Linked DNA regions of Homo sapiens: all the other regions are linked to region 1. The links are chromatin loops, found by intact Hi-C in ENCODE. Cell type or tissue: ascending aorta. All regions are shown on one strand. Region 1 overlaps PALLD (palladin, cytoskeletal associated protein). Region 2 overlaps PALLD (palladin, cytoskeletal associated protein). Region 3 overlaps PALLD (palladin, cytoskeletal associated protein). Region 4 overlaps PALLD (palladin, cytoskeletal associated protein).

Region 1 (5,000 bases):
CAGTTTGATGGAGTTGGATAAAGAGGGAGACTCAAGATTTACTTCACTTGAAAAGAATATTTATTTTCCATTTAAGGCTAATGGACTAATGGACTAAATATTACACATCTCAGCCCTTGGGATATCTGTGATAATATTTTTCTTTTCCTACCAATGTGCTTTTACTCTATACTTCTGCTCTGCTGGGTGGCCAATGGGACCTTGTCTGTTTACCAAGCCTAGTTCTCAGGTCTACTTTCCTTCGATATCTTTTCTTTCTTCCAACCTTCCAATCCAAACTGAGGTGGTGGTATTCCCCACCACCAAGAAAGGCATAGTTTCCATTTTTTCTCTACCAGTTCTAGTACATGCAATTAAATTTTCTGAGCCCAAAATTTCTCATCTCTGAAATAAGGAGCATGAAACTCTGTGCGTGGGTGCATATGAAGCTAATGAAATGGCACATAAAGTGTCTAACACAAAGAAGGAACCAAATAAATATCAGATTCTATCCCTATCCCACTTTTATTTTGTCCCATTCCAATGTGGCTTTGCATAATTGGAAATCATTATGTATAGACATCAGGTAAAATCTAGCACCAGCTTATATAGTACTCTAAGACCATCAGGTTTTTTTTTTTTTTACCTCGTCTTCAGTTTTAATTTAAAGCAATTAAAATTAATATATTCAGATTTCAACAAAGTGTAAGCATCCCTCTGCTGAACCACTGTATCATTACAGTGTGCGTTAAGAATGCCAATAGGCATGGAACAGATGCCAGATAACCAAGATGGTACTTTTACTGGGTCTGGCATTAAACAAAGAAATGTGTTCATAAGTCATCTTTCTTGGATCTCAACCAAAAATTGTTATTTTGGATTTTGTCATCTTTCCATTTAAATTTCTACTTAATCCTTCATTAGAGTATGTGTTAACAATCTTAATTTGTGTGATTGCCTTCATGAAAAGTTGGATATATAAAATAAATGTCACTTTTAAGGCATCTAAGGAATTGTTTTCTATCTTAGTCACCAAGTATGTCAGACACATTGCTTACAATGTCTTCTATTTCAATCTGTGGTTTGTTTCTGCCATCCAAAAATGAGTAAACTTTAGTTTCACCCAGCCGTGTTTCTGAATATGAACATTCAAATGTGGACCATGTGTGATGGAAAATCCTGCCATGGCTGAGAATATGGATAAACTTGAGGGGGACTGTTTGATGGAAAGTCATTATATAATGTATATTTTCTTTCATTCATTTAACAAACATTTATTCTAGGCCAATGGTGAGCAAAATATTCCCTCAACAAAGTACCCATGCACACACACATGAAGAAACTACACATTTATTTGGAATGTCTAGTAGAGTTCCCCCCTTTCTTGGCTATTTTACACCAGTTCCCATATAACTGGTTTATATAATAATAGTTATTTATGATAAAAATTTGACTAATTCTAACTGACAAGAAGATAGATATGTTTGTTTTGGAAACTATTTCTATTTGGTAATAGATTCCAAATGTATTGAATGGTCTCTAAAAGATGTAGGAACACAGGACATACTGCTCATGATGTACAACAAAAACAATAGTTTCAAAATTTTATGACATATTGCAGTTTATCAAGTGGTTTTATAACCATTATCTTGTTTAATTCTCACAACATCCTTATGAGTAGTGTGTGTGTGTGACCATGAGAATATATGAGTGTGAGTGTGTGTGTGTGTGTGTGTGTGTCCGTGTAGGAGAGGAAATGATTAACCCATTTCATAGATGAGGTGTAACCCATTTCATAGATGAGGTGTAACTAACAATGTAGCTTCAATTATACTGGCAGGTCACAGAAAAGAGATTTGCAACCAGCCTTATGCCTCTCCTCCCACCTCTCTCTACTGACCCACATCTTTTTATGAAGTAGGGATTGCAGCCATCCCACAGCTCATCAATGCTGTCATGTCTATGCACGAAGGCACTCTTAGATAGAAGAGAAAACAGAGGGGGGCCTGGGATCCAGTCCCCAGCGCAGGCACTGAGTGTGCCCCTGGCCCCATCAGTTTAATTCTGAGCGCTCAGGACAGTATGAGGAGCAGCCTGTCGTTTTCGGAGACACCAGCTGAGGGAGCCTGTGGACACAATACCAGTTGAAAAGCTCCCCAGCCCAGGGTGGAACCAAGCAGCCCACGCCTGCTCTTAGGAGCCAAGTTTCCCAAACAATGTCAGAGTTAGCTTGGGGAATCTTCTTAGTACTCTTAAGAGGCCAGAGCTGAGATTTCCACACAATGACATATTAAAGTATTGGATCCAGGGTCCTTTGCATTGGTAGAATGTCAGGAAAATAGCATTAGCTAGATAAACTTCTTTCCCTCAAACCAAATACAGTCGTATTGTTTACTATTATAGGTCTATTAAGGTTGCTGTTTAAATGTTACCAATGTCCTCATATTTTGGTAATTTTGTTCGAGTTGGAAAGAAATGTCTTGAGAAATTTTTATTTAGCCAGAGTGTTTGAGCACTTTAAGATATCTTTAGTATACTACATCGCTTCTCCAGGTCCTCAAGAGACCTAAAAAAAAAAAAAAAAAAAAAAAAAGGCTTTCTAAGCAGTGCCTATCAAGCTACTACTTCCGGCCCCACAAAAAAGAAAAGCTGAGACTCTTCACCCCTTGATTCCAGTATTCCCAAACTCCTGGTAAACCATTAGGAATTAGATATGCCCCAAATTTATGTAGCAACTCCCTTCTTAAGAATATAGAGAACGTTTTTTTTTACACACCTTGTTACACCTCACAATTGAGCCTCAACTTGAGATTCCCTTGCCCAGCAAAGTCCAGAATTCACCACTGTCTACATGCTGGACCCAATTCGTTTTGCTGTCGTTGATCACTAATTTGGGAATTGTGGGAGGGAGAGGAGGAGCGAATCCCTCTCTTTACTTTAGAACTGGTAAAACTGAGATAGCCAGAGATTTCTAGAACTGCCAAGCTAAAACGTAAGCTGAATCATTGTGCAAGTATGGATTAGAACCCAGTACTGGGTTTGAACTGTAAACCCAGTTTCTGATCATATGGCTGCCCAGTGCTCCTGGTGGCAGAGCTGATTGCTTCCTGGGTTCAAATGGGTCATGCTTTCCAGGGCACTCTGGACATCCATGGAACAAGCCTAATTTAAACATTAGAGGTCTTTCAAACCCTTATATACCAAATCATCATCAGTTCAGTCTCTCAATTCTGCATTAATTCTTTTGTGGAATTAAAAAATATTTTCTCCTGAATTTCCTTAAAAAAAAATCGAACGTTCCCTCAGGGCAAGGAGACATAGCTAGGGGTACCATGCGATAAGAGAGTGAGTAAAAAGGAAAAGTCTAGTATCCTAGACAGTCTCTTTGCAGAGCTGCGCTTCTGCTCAGAAGACATTTGTCAATGCCTAGAGACATTTCGGTTGTCACCACTGGGAGAGGGGTGTACTAGAGAGTAGAAGCCAGAGAAGCTGCTAAACATCCCACAGTGCCCTGGACACCCCCCGACGACAAAGAATTCTCCAGCCCAAAATGCCTGCAGTGCTGATGTTGAAGAATGCGGGTGTGTAGATATAAACAACAATCTGCTAAGCTTTCAAATGATAGCAGCTAGAAAGATCTTCAAGAGTCTAGGGATTTGGAAAATTCTGGCATCATGATAGTCAATCCCCAGTGGAGACATTCTTTGAAGACCACATAGGCAATCACTTGACCAAATGCCACCTAAAAATTGAAATATTTTTCACGTTTTGCTTGGTTTGCTAGAACACACCAATATACTTTCACCCTTGAAGAAAGGGAACTGTTTATGTCATTCAGTAGCAGGACTCCTTGGCTAAAGCAGCAGACAGCTCACCAGATTTCACTGGAAAGACTGCCCAAACCAGTCTCTGCCAGGGACTCCAAAGCGCAGGGAGGCTTCAGTGCTAGGGAGAGCGGATGTGAAGGCGGTTATGAAGGACAGCTGTGCCAGCATCTCCCAACTTTTCCGTTTTTTCTCAAACCTCAGCTTGCCTTGTGCATGGCTAAGGTTATCCCTGGCCAGCTGCTTTTTTCCCTATTCTACCTCTCCCCTGCTGTAGCAATTCCCTAACCAGTGCTACTAAGACTAAGGATTTCACCACCTCCTCCCATTTTCCACCATACAGAAATCCACAAAACTGAGTTAAGAGAACTCTCCTGCCATCCCCAATAGCCAAAAAACTGAGTCACCACTTGGCCTAACAGCACTCAGATGATTCATTAAAATACAGTGGAGCGCTCTTCAGGGGGGTGCAGGGGAGATTCAAGTGGGAAGGTAAGGCTGCAAGCAGGAGGGGAAGTGGACAGGAGATGAGACTGCGAGGCGTGTCACAAGAAGGGAGTCTCCTGGTGCCTTTCTCCAGGGCTAAACCCCTTGAGGCAGAAACTCCGTTGAGTCATTCTGAAGTCAAATCTGGTGCTAACTGGCGCTCTTGGATCTGGGTCAGTCTCGATGGGGCCTGGGAATGTCTGCGGAGTGCCCATTCCTCTCAGCAGTTTGTGAGATTGAGAGCCACTGCTCTGCTTTTCTTCTCCCTTGACCCCATTCCCAGTTTCCTACCAGGATCACTGTGAGCCCTGGGAGGATGGATTTGTAAAAAATTCCTGGAGCCAAACACCCTGAGCTATGAAACTGGCCCATTATTGTGAGAATTTTCAAATGTTGAAGAAATGTGGGGTTGGGAAAGAGAGGAGCACCTTAAAGAAGATTTATTCACCTAGTCACCCTCAGATGGTTGTCTGCAGATTTTGAGAGAGAAATGGAAATAGTTTCAGATACTTTTTATTTTTTTTTTGAGACAGAGTCTCACTCTGTCACCCAGGCTGGAGTGCAGTGGCGTGCTCACCTCACTTCATCCTCCGCCTCCTGGGTTCAAGCGATTCTCATGCCTCAGCCTCCTGAGTACCTGGGATTACAGGTGCCTGCAGCCACACCCGGCTAACTTTTGTATTTTTATTTTTAGTAGAGACGAGATTTTGC
Region 2 (5,000 bases), 110 kb after region 1:
GGGTGGGGGACACAGAAGACTCATTTGACAGCTGTTAATACTCAGTCTCTTACTCACTCAGCTGTCTGGAAACAGCCACAAACTGTGTTGAGTTACTTCTATAGCACTGTCTAATAGCGTGCAAAATTAAAAACACAAAAACGCGTCTTACTGGTTGTGGAATTATACATATAAAAGTATATTGCCTCCTGCTTTCAATTTTAATTTCTGCTCACCAGTGTGACCCATGCTAGATCTTGTACGGTAGAGTCTAGGCTTTGATTCTCTGATTCAAAATATAAAGTAAGTTACACTTAGTTAAATGTACTAAGGTGCTGTTGTAGGAGGGCAATGATAGGGATGTTTCTTGAGATCCCAGTAGATTGTATGCAGTAAAAACTTAATGCATGTTCTAGGTTAGGACGGTGGGTTGAACAAAAGTAGGCCATATGAAACTTATAGTTCACCAAGAGTGTGACAGGATGCCCTGGGGTGCCACACCACGCTGACAGGGATGCTGTAATATATTTGAAATTTTTTTATGCAAACACATTCAAACTTGACATTTGACAGATATGACACAATGACTGGCTTGAACTAGTTCAGAATTTCAACATTAGATCACCCTCCATTCTTTTCTATGACATAATCTCTTTGTGAAACTGAGTTTTTGATGAGTGTGTGATAAAAAGTAAGTACCTCATGAAAATCCATGTAAAACATGAAATGAGGCTGGCTCATCCAATCTGATTCCAAGAGAGGTGGTACAGTGCCCAGCAGATGCACACAGCCATTAGTAAGAAATAGTGGTTATTTAAGAATAAAATAATAGTATTTTTCTTTCAATTTATATGTATTTTTAAACACTAAATTGTTTAGGCATAAACACTTATTAAGTTCTTTGGAAATAACTACATAACAAACATAACTATTAGTTATGTCTTTTGGCTTAGGAGCACCATTTAAAAAGTATTGAGAAACTTAGAGTCCCATGAACCAAGAAAGTTTGTTTTACTCTCTAGAGGAGGAGTGTCCAATCTTTTGAATTCCCTGGGCCACACTGGAAGAAGAATTACCTGGGGTCACATATAAAATACACTAACACTAATCATAGCTTTTGAGCTTAAAAAAAAAATCTCATAATGTTTTAGGAAAGTTTATGAATTTATGTTGGGCCACATTCAAAGCTGTCCTGGGCCACATGTGGCTCAGAGGCCACGGGTTGGACAAGCTTGCTCTAGAGGGAGAGGGGGAAGACTCAAGACACATTTGAGTACACAGCAAAAAGAAAATTGAGTGGGTTTTGAAATTCTTAATGCCAAATGTGCCTATTTCCAGTCCTCTTCCAGGACTCACATTCCAGCCTGCTGGCCTATGAACTTTACCTCTCTCAGCAGAGACTGAAGGACTCTTCTCTGGGCAATTTAAACATCCCGAGAGAAAAAATAAATCCAAAGATAATGATTTGGGAGTTTCTCTTATAAAGATGCCACTTAGATTGTGCTATAGGGAAGGCCAAAGTGGATAAGTTCCTCTCTTATACTCAGAGCTTAATAAACTCCCATCCCTGTCAGACAAGCAGAGAGAAAAGGCATCTGGAGAAAACCTCTAGCATGAATGATATAGAAAAAAACAAGTGACCTTCCTAAAAGGGAACTTTGAGAAAATGGGTTTGCAAAGAGAGGAAAATGTAAAACAAAAACAAACAAACAAAATCTCTCTTAAAGGATCCAAGGAAATCATTCCACCCAAGAAATAAAAATGAAAAGCTAGAAAAAAAAAAGAGAGGGGAGGACACTTGTAAAACAGAGTTCTTGAAATGAAAAGTTCATAGCAGAAATAAAACGAGCAGATGTCCCACAAAGTACAGCAAAATGACGAAGAAGGGATGTAAGAGAGAAAAGGCAACAAAGTTAGAGATGCATAGCTGAATAACTGGGATTCCAGAAGGAGAGAAGAAAGAAGCGGCGAGAGACAGGATTATCAATGAAATAATTTTTTTAAAGTTCCCCAAACTGAAAGTTATCAATTGCCAGATGGAAAAATCCACTGATTGCACAACATATGGAATAAACCCAGACCCAGGCACGTCATCATGAAATTCAGAATTTCCAGGACAAGGAGATCATGTTATAAGTGTCCTGGGAGAAAACATCAGGTTATATATACAAACTAGCAAGATGCAAATAGCTTAGGCCTTCTCAGCAGTCACACTAGACACAACGAGACAATGAAGCAAGAACTTCAAAATTGTGAAAAAAGTTACCTACAACTTGGAATTCTGCCCCTAGGCAAAACTTCACATGGAAATCTAGCAAAGATATTTTCAGACTTGTAAGATCCCCCAAATTTTCCTCTGGAACCCGACAGTGTGCTCCACCACAGCAAGAGAATTAATCCAGAAAGGACAAGATGTAGAGGTGGGGTACAGGAAGCAGGAGATCACATAGAAGCAAGAGGCAAAGGGCATCCCCAGGAGGGTGACAGCTGTGCATCAGGAATGAAGGGCAAGTTCAGATTGAAGCCTCGTGTCTCGAGGGACAAATGCAATGAGGCTTTCATCATTAGGAGGTTCATTGCCTCTGGTCCAGCCCGTCTTTTATTTGGATGACAGAATGGCAGGGCGGTAAGCCTGACCCAGAAATCTCATGTCTACTTGGGCTGTCCTGCTCTCCCCTCCATGGACTGTCACCTGGATCAGCTGGGAACACTCATCTTACCCCCACAGAAGCGTTCTGCTTTGGTCAGTCCTGACATCTAGAAGTCGGCCATGTTGAGTTTAATTAACCCATCTATGCCTGAGGTTGCAATTTTTTGAATTTTTGCAATCAGACCTTGACGATGACCTTGAGCAGTAGGATATAAGTAACTCCCAAATGCTTAGCATTCCAATAATGGAACACTAGGCATAAATGGGTAAAAAGCAGAAAATACCAGCAATCTCATTGCTGGATATATACCCAAAAGAAAGGAAGTCAGTATATCAAATAGATATCTGCACTCCCATGTTTGTTGCAGCACTATTCACAATAGTTAAGATTTGGAAGCAACCTAAGTATCCATCAACAGATGCATGGCTAAAGGAAATGTGGTACATATACTCGATGGAGTACTATTCAGCCATAAGAAGGAATGAGATCCTATCATTTGCAACAACATGGATGGAACTGGAGCTCATTATGTTAAGTGAAATAAGGCAGACACAGAAAGACAAACATCACATGTTCTTACTTATTTGTGTGATCTAAAAATCGAAACAGTAGAAGGATGGCTACCAGAGGCTGGGAGGGGTATTGAGAGGCTGTGGGGGGAGATGCAGATGGTTAATTGGTACAAAAATATAGTTAGAAAGAAAGAATAAGACCTAGTATTTGATAGCACAACAGGGTGACTGTAGTCAATAAGAAATTAATTGTACATTTTAAAATAACTATAAGAGTGTAATTGGATTGTTTAATTGGAGTATAATTGGATTGAATAACTAAAAGAATAAATATTATAGGGGACAGATACCCTGTTCTCCATGATGTGATTATTTCACACTGCATGCCCTTATCAAAACATGTCATGTACCCAGTAAATATATATACTTCCTATGTAACCACAATTTTTTTTAATTTAAAGAAACAAAATATGGAGATACCATCTCCAGCAACAACTATATTCCTGCTGGATGCCCACATGAGGCCCCACCAGACTGCTCCACCGAGTGAGCCTTATATTTCCCAGATTCACTCAAGACCTTACCCACTGAGTGCCCCGTGGGGCTTTTGGAAACTTTCAAGGACGTTGAATCTAGTTGATGGCCCAAGATGGTTCTTGGGATCTTTTTCCTAACAGTGACAAGGTTACTTTTTCTTTAGTCAGCCAAGATTTGTGCTCACTACTTAATTTTTTTAAACTAAAGAATGCATTTTTTAAGGATACATACATATATGGTAAACACATAAAGAAAATCGAAGGAATTATTATCTCAAAGGAGAAGGAAAATTAAATTGGGGAGAGCCTATGAGGTATTTCTAAAGCACTGGGAATGTTTTATTTCATAGACTTGAGGATAGATACACAGGGGTTCATTTCACTGTTATTCGTTAAATGGTACATTTTAAATATCCTTCTTTATATATGATATTAAATACAATTGACAATTTAAAAAAATCCTTTGCAATTTTTTTCTTTTCTGAGACAGAGTCTTGATCTGTTGCCCAGGCTGCAGTGCAGTGGCATGATCTTGGTTCACTGCAACCTCTGCCTTCCAGGTTCAAGTGATTCTCCTGCCTTAGCCTCCCAAGTAGCTGGAATTACAGGCATCCACCACCACGCCCAGCTAATCTTTGTATTTTTAGTAGAGATGGGATTTTGCCATGTTGGCCAGGCTGGTCTCGAGCTGCTGACCTCAGGTGATCCACCAGCCTCAGCCTCCCAAAGTGCTAGGATTACAGGCGTGAGTTACTGCACCCAGCCTCCTGTGCAAATATTGATACAAGCATTACATTTACCCACACTGGATTTCATCTTGTTGATTTTAGCTCAGAGTTCTTTTTTACCAACTGTGTTAGCCAAACCATGTGGTGTGAAAGGTAAAAGCTGGATTTCTTTTTTAGGGACTTGGGACAAAAAAAAAAAAAACAGTTGCAAAGGAAGCCATTTATGAAAATGTCCCCTTATTACCCAGGGAACCCAGTAATCTTATCCTTGCTGCCTCATCATTTTATGAGTTTCCACAAACAAAATGGTTTTTATTTGTATTTAACCAAGTGTTAAGTAGGTCCAGGAACTTGAATGCAATTCAAGGTTGCCTTCTGGGAGATATTGCTGTGATTTTGTAATTTTTAGGTAACTATAAAGAACAGAATTTATCACCAGTAAAAACAGTTTCTGATTTAGTAATTTATTAAATGCCCTCAAATCAAAACCTTAGGAAATCCAAACATGGGAAAATTAGATTAAAATGCATCATAATTAAGGTTATTAATAACTTTAAATTTTTCCATTTATACTGGAGACAGTTTCTTTAGTAC
Region 3 (5,000 bases), 230 kb after region 1:
AATCTACCAATTCCTGATTTTTTTGCACTAAGAATTGAAATTCTGAATCCCTTAATTTATGTATCAAATATATCTACCAGCAGTGCAGGGACAATGAGGGTGGAAATGCATTAACTAATAGATTATATGGACTGCCTTAAGCAACTGTATAATTTCTGTTAGGATGAAACCGAACCATGTTGGGAATTCTGATTTAAAATGAGGTCTGTACTTTATAGATGTGGAAAATAAGGTTCATAGGACGAAATTACTTCCTCAAAAGCGACATAACTGCGTTGCAGCAAAAACGGCAGGAGAGTGCAGGTCTCTAAGCCAAGTCTTGGACTAGGTTCTTGATTCCAACAGTTCTCCAGTGATGCTTCTGAAGACACTGGGCTGAAAGTGAACAGTGACCCTCTTTCCCGAATGTCTATAATTTTCTCAATTTAAAATTTTTCTCCTAAAAGACAATGGCTATTTTAATCTTTTCTGTTTGTTTGTTTGTTTTGAGACACAGTCTCGCTCTGTCACCCAGGCTGTAGTGCAGTGACGCGACCTCGGCTCACTGCAACCTCCACCTCCTGGGTTCAAGCAATTCTCCTGCCTCAGCCTCCCAAGTAGCTGGGATTACAGTTGTGTACCACCATGCCTTGCTAATTTTTGTATTTTTAGTAGAGACGGGGTTTCACCATGTTGGCCAGGCTGGTCTTGAACTCCTGACCTCAAATGATCCACCTGCCTCGGCCTCCCAAAGCGCTGGGATTATAGGCATGAGCCATTGTGCCCGGCGAATATTTTAATCTTTTAGTGACCTCTGCCATTTTTCTTTTCAAGAACAAGATGAATGAGCAAATGTAAACATTTTAAAATTAACTTGGAAGGGCTTTGACAGATTTCATTTCTCATGGACATATGCTTGTGACTGTTTCAATATTGCAGGCATACACTAGCATCATTTTCTTTTAGCAGAATTGCTTGGTGCTCCTGTAATAGAATGAAGTGTAATAGTGTGCAAACATTCACAACTTCCATGTGCTCTAAAACCTAAACAAGTTTGAACCCACAAGTCACTTTGTAAGGCACATCCAGGCTCGTTGAGATTCTAACTGGTGGAAATAGTTGAAAGTATATTTGTCACTTACACCTTGCCTATATCCAAGAAGGATTTGAGTCTTCCTCCAACAAGAATGCATCCAAGCCAGTCTAAAACTGTCCTCCATAAAATAGGGAAATACACTTTGGGAATTTCATAAGCTAAACACTATTTCCACATTGGTCACCATGGTGAACACAAATATGCAAAATCGACTGAATGGTAACAAGGCAGGGAGAGAACGTGCTTCCTATAGGATTTGATCTGCTGCTTATTCTGATCAAAGTGGAAACTATAAAGGTTGGTTGGAGCGGATAGCCCAATGCCTGCCCAGTAACAGGGCTGCAGGAATTAACACGGTGGACGAGGGAAGGTACAGACCATTTTCGGTGGCTAAATGAGAAATAATACTAAGCGATAGGATATCCTGTATGTTTAGATTACTTGCCTCTGAAAACGAGCTCCAATTCTTTTTCAGAACAAGTATTGGGAACAAACTGTGGATATTTAATCACTTAAGGGTACTTTCTTCTGGGAAAATCGCTCACTCTTAATTTTTCAGTTGAGTTAGACAAGGGCTAATTGCAAGAGGATTAAAACCTTGAAAACTGCTTTGTTCAGCTTATTGTTTCAGGTTTCCCTTTGGAGTGTGGATGATGTGTTTATTTGACATAATGAATACCACCATCCGCTTTGTTCCGGGAACCAAAAGGCTATGTGCTTGCCCAAGGAATTTCTCAGTTGTTTATATGTAAGGAAACACTGCTCTGTGTTATTGGATGGGACCATTACAGCTCTTTCTTAAATAGGGAATGCAGAGAGCCGTGCTTTCCTCACTCACATCTGAGCAGAGAAACCAGAAAATAGCCTTCAGCACTCCAAATGCCTGCTTGTTTTCAACACAAGAGAGCAAAGGGAACATTTATTGAAAATGTGTGTTCTTCGCTTAGGAACCCAGAGCTTTACTTTGTGTTATTGGCACATCTACTTAGACCTATGTTATATGTGTATGTGTGTATATATATATATATATATATATATTTTTTTTAAGTATTAGATTGGAGTGCTTGGCATGAATCATAGATTAGAGAACATTGACAACTAACCAGATAGTGAACTCTGCCTCTATCAGCCAAATCTAACTGCCAAAACACTGAGGAATAAAGTAACCACTAATTAAGCAGCCTGGAGTTTTGTTTTTGGGTTTTTTTTGGTGGTGGTTGTTTTTAATACATACCCTGCCATAGGATGAGGGCAATTGTGTGAAATACATGCTTTGCGGTGACTTCCAGTGATGCAACATAGCAGTCTTTTTAAACAGCTGAAAACTCTCTGGTCCTTTATGGTTTCCAAAAGGTACTCCTTAAATGGGCATAACTGATGGGGGATTGGCTAGTGAGCTACAGAGAAGGCTGAGTCAGAGTGACCTGTTGGAGCTAGCCCCGTGTGTGTGTGTGTGTGTGTGTGTGTGTGTGTGTGTGTGTGTGTGTGTGTGTGTGTAGAAAAGGGGGAGCCGTGGGCAAGGGGCGGGGGTGAAGGGAGGCTGCAAGCTTGGCAGAATGTTTGAACAAGACAAAGAGCAGTTCCAGCGACCAAATAAGGAAGTGAGTGCTGAAGTATTTCAGAATAGAAGTGTGTCAGGGACTCAAGGCAATTGCGGAGAGTAAAAATAGGCAAAGAAGAAAGGGCAAAGGATTTTTGTTTTACTTGTTCCACAAAATAAACAGGGAAAGAAGTATCTCTGGTCTTTCAGCTGGAGTGAGAAAAACAGATCGTATCTATCCCTTTCTGTTGGCTTTTTATAGACATGTGTCTGAAGAGATGTTTAGAAGCTCTTTCAGTGGCAATGGCAATAATAAGCATGCTTTTGTTAAAGACAGAAAAACGCAAGTTGTGCATTAGACGCACCATCACATTCCCTTTATGTGTAATGCATGAAACTTTTAGCCCAAGATGATGGAAGTTTCCAAGAACCAACAGAAATATCTGGAAACCCATTTTCAGACATGTCCTGAACACTGAATTATAACTGTATCCTTTGAGAAAAATCTTACCTCTTAACAAGCCAGTTAAATGTCCATTAGATACAGTGTCTAACTTAAATATGTTGATAGTTACTGAAAAAGATGTCAAAAGAGGCAAATTACGCAAAGAAACTGTCAGTACTTGTTTTAATCTTCTCAATACCATCTCCCCAACTCTCCAGAGTGGCCAATAATATGTCACTGATCCTATGGATAAATGCTGCTCTTATTTTGATACTTTTTTTGCAGTACGGGTGGAAGAGAACAAAGATTTGGAAGGAGAATTTCAGATACTCCTAAACATAATTTGAAACAACCTTTTTTTGTCCTACAAAACCAACATTGAGAAATTATTTCTATTAACCAAGAAATCAATTTACTTATGTCTGCAACTAGGAATAAATAGAAGACATTCATCCTGGGTAAGACTTTTGAAAGCCCTCAATAACTAAATTGTTGGCAACTCTAGGATTGGCAATTGAACAAATCTATCCTTCTGTTCTCATGCAAAATACAAAATTGGACAGCCCACACTTGAATCAGAAACTACCAGAACCTGCCCAGAAGAGTTTGGGTAGAGAGCTAAACTGGAGTGCAAAATAGGGAACACACAAAGATTGACCACGGCATGTAGATGATCTTACAATGTAGTGTATTCTGGCTCCAAAAATAACCTGCCCCCCACTTAAACTGAAATATAAACTCTATTGAATAAGCTACCTTGATCATGCTTCAAGAAAATGTTAGGCTTATGACAAAATGTTTATTATCACAAACAAAGAAAAAATTAAAATGAGACACAGTGTTATGCCCACGAATAGTCATTTTAATGACCAAGCTCCATCCTACCAATGCTTCACTAGTTGACTTTTTTTTTTTTAAGCAATTTAACAATAGATGTCAAGAGCAGGGAAAAAAGGCTGGGTGTGCTGGCTCACGCCTGTAATCCCAGCACTTTGGGAGGCTGAGGCAGGAGGATCACTTGAGCCCAGGAGTTGGAGACCAGGCTGGGCAATATAATGGGACTCCATCTCTACAAAAAAATATTTCGAAAAAGCCAGACGTGGCGGTGCACACCTGTAGTCTTATCTGCTTGAGAGGATGGCTTGGGCCCAGGAGGTCAAGACTGTGTGAGCCATGATTATACCATGTACTCCAGCCTGGACAACAGAGTGAGACCCTGTCTCAAATAAATAAATAAATAGTGGTAAAAAGAGTATTTGACTTCAAAATCATACTTCTCAGTATTTGCCCTGAGGAAGTAACTCAAAATGGGAAAAGAAATGTATAAGCCTGAAGATGTTTAGTATAGCATATTTTTTATAATTTCAAAACAAAAAATTTAGAAGTCAAATACACAGAATATTCTCTTATCTCAACAATGCAATATTATGCAGCAATTAAAACTGGTAATGATTAAGCCTATGAAGGCAAAAAATGTTTATGATAAATGATACAATAATGACGAAAAGTTACCTTGTAAAATTACACACTATCTGTATAGCTATGTTTTGAGGACTAGAAAAGAACATGGTGAAATAGTGCTAGTGTGTTATACATACATAGAGGTAGATTTTTTGTCATCTTTATTTTGTGTTTTTCAATAATAAATGCCTTTCAAAAAAAGATGATGATGAACAAGCTTACAGGCAAGAGGCAGGATTCCAGAGTCAGAAAGAACTGAGGCTTCAGAGTTTACCTATCCAGCAAATATAAGTCACAAAGTTTTGTGTAGCTAGTTAGTGATGTTGTAATAGACTTTGCCATTTACAGAACTGTTTTACTTACTGATTTGACTTGTCAATTATTTAAAAATAGCAAAGCTAGCAAAAATAGCAAAATGTCAATTATTTAAAAATAGCAAGTGTAATTCTTTTGTGAGAAAAACAATCACCCACAAAAAT
Region 4 (5,000 bases), 120 kb after region 1:
CAATACACGGTCTTATGCTACCCCCAAAATTTGTGAATAACCAATAGAATCACTTTGTGGGAACCCGAAATATATCACTTTTCTTAACGTTTGCCCACATAATTATCTTTATACTGGTACAATATAAGCAATTATTCAACTAGTAAAACTAATTAATACTCTAGATATAGCTTCCTTTTAATGTTAACAGCTAACACTGGCTATGAAGCATTTGCTCTGTGCCAGGCAATGTCCTAAGCACAGTATGTCATATCACAAAAGTAGGTGGTGGTTAGGGTTTGGAGTCTGGACCCCAGCTTGCTTTGAATCCCTATGTTAGTATTTATTAGCTGTGTGACCTTGGGCAAGTGAATTAACCTTATTGTGCTTCCATTTTCTACCTATAAAATGGGCTAATAATAAACTTACATAACTCATAAGATTGACATGATGATTAGATTTAATCTATGTTAAGTGCTGGTAACAATACCTAGTGTATAGTAAGGGTTATATAGCTGTCAGCTCTTGTTATCGTCATCATCATCATCATCATCCCCCTCACAATAACCGTGTGGTGGTTAATTTTGTGTGTCATGCATGACTAATACAAACTCTGTGAGGTAGCTTCTATTATTGTCTCCATTTTACGGAGAAGAACACTGAAGTTCAGGGAGACTGACCAAAGTCACAAAGGCAAGATGTGGCAGGACCCTCATTCAAGCCCTGGCAGCTGTTTCGAGTCTGGGCTTTTCATGCCCTACAACACTGCCATGCCACTTAACAGTACCTTCCAGAATAGTTGTCTACAGGTCAAACATATACAGGTCATGTTCTTTTTTCCCCCGTGGTTAACATTTCAGAAGAGCTTTATTTTCCCCACTGCTTGGTTTGCAGCTGAGCAGATATAAGAGGTAGCTGTATGTACAGAAAGAACTCTGACATGCAATCAGCTTAACTCCTACATGCAAAATACAGAGCTGCACACTTGCAGACATCTCGTTTTATCTTCACAGATAACCCATTGGGTATGTATTATCCCCATTTTATAGATGAGGACACCGAGACTGCTCTTGTCCAACATCACAAAGAATGGGTCTACCTCCAAAGCTTTTTCTGCTAGGCAGAATTGCTAAATTAAATGTAAAGAGATTCTATTGTAAACACTTTTGTAAAGTGAATCTGTAATAATCATAACCTAATTTGTTTGTTGTGGAAAGGTGGAGGGTCTCACTTCTTAAAAGTGACTTCATGGTTCAACTCTGATGAATGATTCTGTTCTCTTCACTTCCAGAGGAGATTTGCACCCTAGTTATCGCTGAGACTTTCCCTGAAGATGCAGGGATCTTTACATGTTCAGCAAGAAATGATTATGGATCAGCAACCAGCACTGCCCAGCTGGTTGTCACCTCAGGTATGTGAGGAGTAAAAAAAATGACTGGGTTCTGTTCCCCAGCACCAGTGTGGATGGCCACAGCAGAAAGGCACCGTCCTGGCCAGGTGCAGTGGCTCACACCTGTAATCCCAGCACTTTGGGAGGCCGAGGCAGGCAGATCACTTGAGGTGAAGAGTTCGAGACCAGCCTGGTTAACATGGTGAAACCCTGTCTCTACCAAAAATACAAAAATTAGCTGAGTGTGGTGGTGCGTGCCTGTAATCCCAGCTACTCTGGAGGCTGAGGCAGGAGAATCACTTGAACCCAGAAGGTGGATGTGGCCGTGAGCCAAGATCATCCCACTGCACTCCAGCCTGGGTGACAGAGTCAGACTCCATCAAGGAAGGAAGGAAGGAAGGAAGGAAGGAAGGAAGGAAGGAAGGAAGGAAGGAAGGAAGGAAGGAAGGAAGGAAGGAAGGAAGGGAGGGAGGGAGGGAGGGAGGGAAGGAAGGAAGGAAGGAAGGAAGGAAGGAAGGAAGGAAGGGACAAAGCGACTGTCCCAGGAAGAGAGCTCAGCTCAGCCTTCAGGAATCTGGCCACTCCAGGAGTCACCCTAACAATCTAAGTTCATCGTGAAACAAAGGCTTTAGGGGAGGGGAGAAGAAGGAGTGAAGTGGAGATGACAAACAAAAAGATAATGATCGTGTAGCAACTGAACACACAGGGGGCTTTCTTTAAAATCGTGCAGTCTTGGTCTTGGAAACGATGGAGCTGGTTTCCTAACATCCTCCCGCTAACCTAGAATCATATTCACATTGGAAAGCCACCTCTGCATCAGAGGTGCAGTCACTTTCTCAGCAGTGCCAACACATGAGATCTGGAGATACTTGTACAAATAAGCCATTGTCTGATCCACTGTTGAAACTTCTGAAAAGGTAATACAAGATAAGCCTTCTTGTATAAAATGTAATACAAGATAAAACTCAGAGAAGCTGTAAAGGCCTTCAAACTCAAATTTCACTGATAGTCTGTATCAATGATAGTATATAACTAATATGAAAAAGAAAGCAATGTATTGTATTATTGAAGTCAATTTTCAAAAATATATGGATATTTTCTAAACTCAAAAACTTACCACTAGGGAAGGCAATATGAAACAGCTTTTTTTCTTTTTCTTTTCTTTTCTTTTCTTTTTATTTGTCTGTTTTCTAGTTACTAATGAGCATTAGCTTACTTTAATTGCCTCATCTCTGCCATTCATCTTAAAGATATTTTTAAAATATGTTTTTGACCAAGCCTGGAACATAATGTACATAGTAGGGAATCAATAAATGGGTCATTTGTTAAATGATACGGACTTGGAGAGAACAACTGAATTGTACTTGGATTCCTTCAGAAGAGCAAGAACTTGGTGCTAGGTGGCAGCAGAGACACAACCAAAACTTATTTAGGGACCTTAGAGTGGCAACTGTAAATGCTTTTTCATCTTCATTAAGAAAAGAAATGGGAGGGTCATCTTAAGTGGGAAATGGTTTCTGTGAATGACTACTGTAAGTGCTGAAAGAAACCTAAGTGTCAGGATCAGAGTTACAGAGCAAAGAGGACCCCAGCGTTTTGATTCCGAGTTGGCTTCAACACTGTCCCATCAAATGGCCATAGCAGGAGTGCAGTGTTTAAACAATATGGCCAAAACCCTGGGCTCTATAAGTCTGAGTGGCAAAAATTTGTGTGTAATATTTTCCATTTGTTTCTGCAGTAAATCTGCTATAGGTCAAACATAATCAACAAATATTTTATTTCTGAGCTTTTTGTTTACCTCAATAAGCATTTTTGAGTGCATGCCAGGAGCTCTGCTGGGCTGTGTGGGCAAGGTGCAGAATCTAAAAAAGACGTGATCTCAAGATGCTTTCAGCCTATTGAGGGCAACAAATAAAAATCTCTTTCGTACTGAGTTATAGTTGGAGCAATCACCTAATATGGAAAAAAATATTTTTATGAGATTATGAAATTTTACTTGGACTCCAAGGTTTACCTTCCCTAGCTTTAGATGAATATCCACATAAAACCTTTACAGCTTGAGCCAATTTGAGTAGTGACAGCTAGGATGTTCAGTCGGACCCATGGACCAAAACGTGAGAGGACAAAGCATTGTTGGTTGATACTGTTTGTGTTGTCACTTTTTTTGCCAAGTTCTATCTTTAGCTCTTGTTTGGAATTTTTATGATTCGGTAGCTGGGTTCCCCAAATGTGAGCTCAGTCAGGAAATGAAACGGTAGCACTCGTTCAAAACAAGCTTGAAAGAACCAGGCCCTCCAGCTGGCAGTGCTTCTGCGTCAGATGAGAGCAGCACAATCACCTCTTCTTTAACAACTTCACACAACACAGGGATTCTCAGAAGACTCTGACAGTGTGAAATCACTTGTTGAACTAGTGGCATCTTCTTATGTTTTTCCTCTCTTTCCCCTTCCTTAGCCAACACTGAAAACTGTAGTTACGAGTCAATGGGAGAATCCAACAATGACCACTTCCAACACTTTCCACCTCCCCCTCCAATCTTGGAGACAAGTTCCTTGGAGTTGGCTTCAAAGAAACCATCTGAGATCCAGCAGGTGAACAACCCTGAGTTAGGCCTGAGCAGGGCAGCCCTTCAAATGCAATTCAATGCTGCTGAGAGGGAAACGAACGGAGTCCATCCCAGCCGTGGAGTAAATGGACTGATTAACGGCAAAGCTAACAGTAATAAATCTCTTCCAACACCAGCTGTCCTGCTTTCACCCACTAAGGAGCCACCACCTCTGCTTGCCAAACCAAAACTGTGAGTATTTCTGCATGGTTTTATAATAATTTCCATACCCCTGTTACATTTCCTGTCTGGTGAGAAAAAAACTTTTGCCTGTATTCAACTATGTGGCAAGTTGGCCTTGACTCATGGGACCTTGCTGCCAAGTGGTGTCTTTCAACAATATAAAAGACACCTAAAAATAAAGAAGGGAAATGAAAAGCTTGGTGAAATCTGCCCTTTGCTGAAAGCTATAACTGGTTATGGCTGTGAAAATATCTGTGCCCAGTGTGGGCTTCCAACATACAGCTAAGGATGTAGCCACTCCCTGGAGGCCATGGAAAAGGGGGATCTACTTTCAGCCCTTTATTAAAAGCATTTCAAAAAGTGAGTATAAGTACTTTGCATTTGTTACTTTAAATATTAAGTATCAGTAAGAAGATCTGATATAGACAAGCGGGGAAAGACTAAAAACTGAGGCTGGAAATTCAGGGTGCAGATCCTGGCAGGGCAATGAAACTGGAGGGAAGCAGGCTTGTGGGCAAGAAGAGCGCCCTTCACAACACAGGCTACTTGGCTTGGAATTCCATGGAGCTGCATATTTCCATGAATACCATCTTCACAGTTGATGTCCATTATTTTCTTAGGATGATAAACCTTGCATGAGCTGTTTCCATTGGCACCGCACAGCAGAGAGTTGTTATGAATGGAGCCATTACAATGTCAGAGAGAGGCAGAAATAAATTAGCTCAAAGGGTTCTACCATAGCGCAAGAGACCCTGAATTACTGCCCTGCCAGAGGTTAGTGGAAATGTAAGAGTCATAGTGAATGTGTATGTATTCTATGAGGTCACATTCCCATGAGAATGT

The links. Peaks named below come from ENCODE experiments on the same cell type or tissue, not always from the same donor. Only the 100,000 strongest peaks of a DNase experiment are listed, where the experiment ranks them.
Region 2: a loop joins it to region 1, with 3 times the contacts of the local background. A loop is called at or near these places in 32 of 110 quality-filtered maps.
Region 3: it touches region 1 in a loop (3.0-fold over the local background); 8 of 110 quality-filtered maps call a loop at or near these places.
Region 4: it touches region 1 in a loop (4-fold over the local background); 20 of 110 quality-filtered maps call a loop at or near these places.

What each region holds. Positions count from the first base shown.
Region 1 is chr4:168,583,607-168,588,606 of GRCh38, forward strand. All of the region lies in intron 2 of PALLD (palladin, cytoskeletal associated protein), which reads left to right. The region is part of intron 1 of LOC124900807 (a long non-coding RNA gene); the gene reads right to left. Among named protein-coding and RNA genes, the nearest start is that of PALLD-AS1, 62 kb to the right of the region's middle. In ascending aorta, a CTCF peak has its summit at 2,093; DNase peaks (open chromatin) are centred at 2,115, 3,905 and 4,325; H3K4me3 peaks cover 1,178 bases; H3K27ac peaks cover 1,962 bases.
Region 2 is chr4:168,694,936-168,699,935 of GRCh38, forward strand. The region is part of intron 8 of PALLD (palladin, cytoskeletal associated protein); the gene reads left to right. Among named protein-coding and RNA genes, the nearest start is that of PALLD-AS1, 49 kb to the left of the region's middle. In ascending aorta, no CTCF peak of the experiment used is centred here; no DNase peak of the experiment used is centred here.
Region 3 is chr4:168,814,302-168,819,301 of GRCh38, forward strand. All of the region lies in intron 10 of PALLD (palladin, cytoskeletal associated protein), which reads left to right. Among named protein-coding and RNA genes, the nearest start is that of PALLD-AS1, 170 kb to the left of the region's middle. RefSeq lists enhancers at 1,569-2,203, 2,204-2,839. In ascending aorta, no CTCF peak of the experiment used is centred here; DNase peaks (open chromatin) are centred at 1,899 and 2,580; H3K4me3 peaks cover 2,588 bases; H3K27ac peaks cover 4,429 bases.
Region 4 is chr4:168,707,758-168,712,757 of GRCh38, forward strand. PALLD (palladin, cytoskeletal associated protein) reads left to right here. Exons shown (of 22, transcript NM_001166108.2): 9 at 1,271-1,390; 10 at 3,824-4,166. Among named protein-coding and RNA genes, the nearest start is that of PALLD-AS1, 62 kb to the left of the region's middle. In ascending aorta, a CTCF peak has its summit at 2,749; DNase peaks (open chromatin) are centred at 2,794, 3,186, 3,644 and 4,244; H3K4me3 peaks cover 1,530 bases; H3K27ac peaks cover 2,154 bases.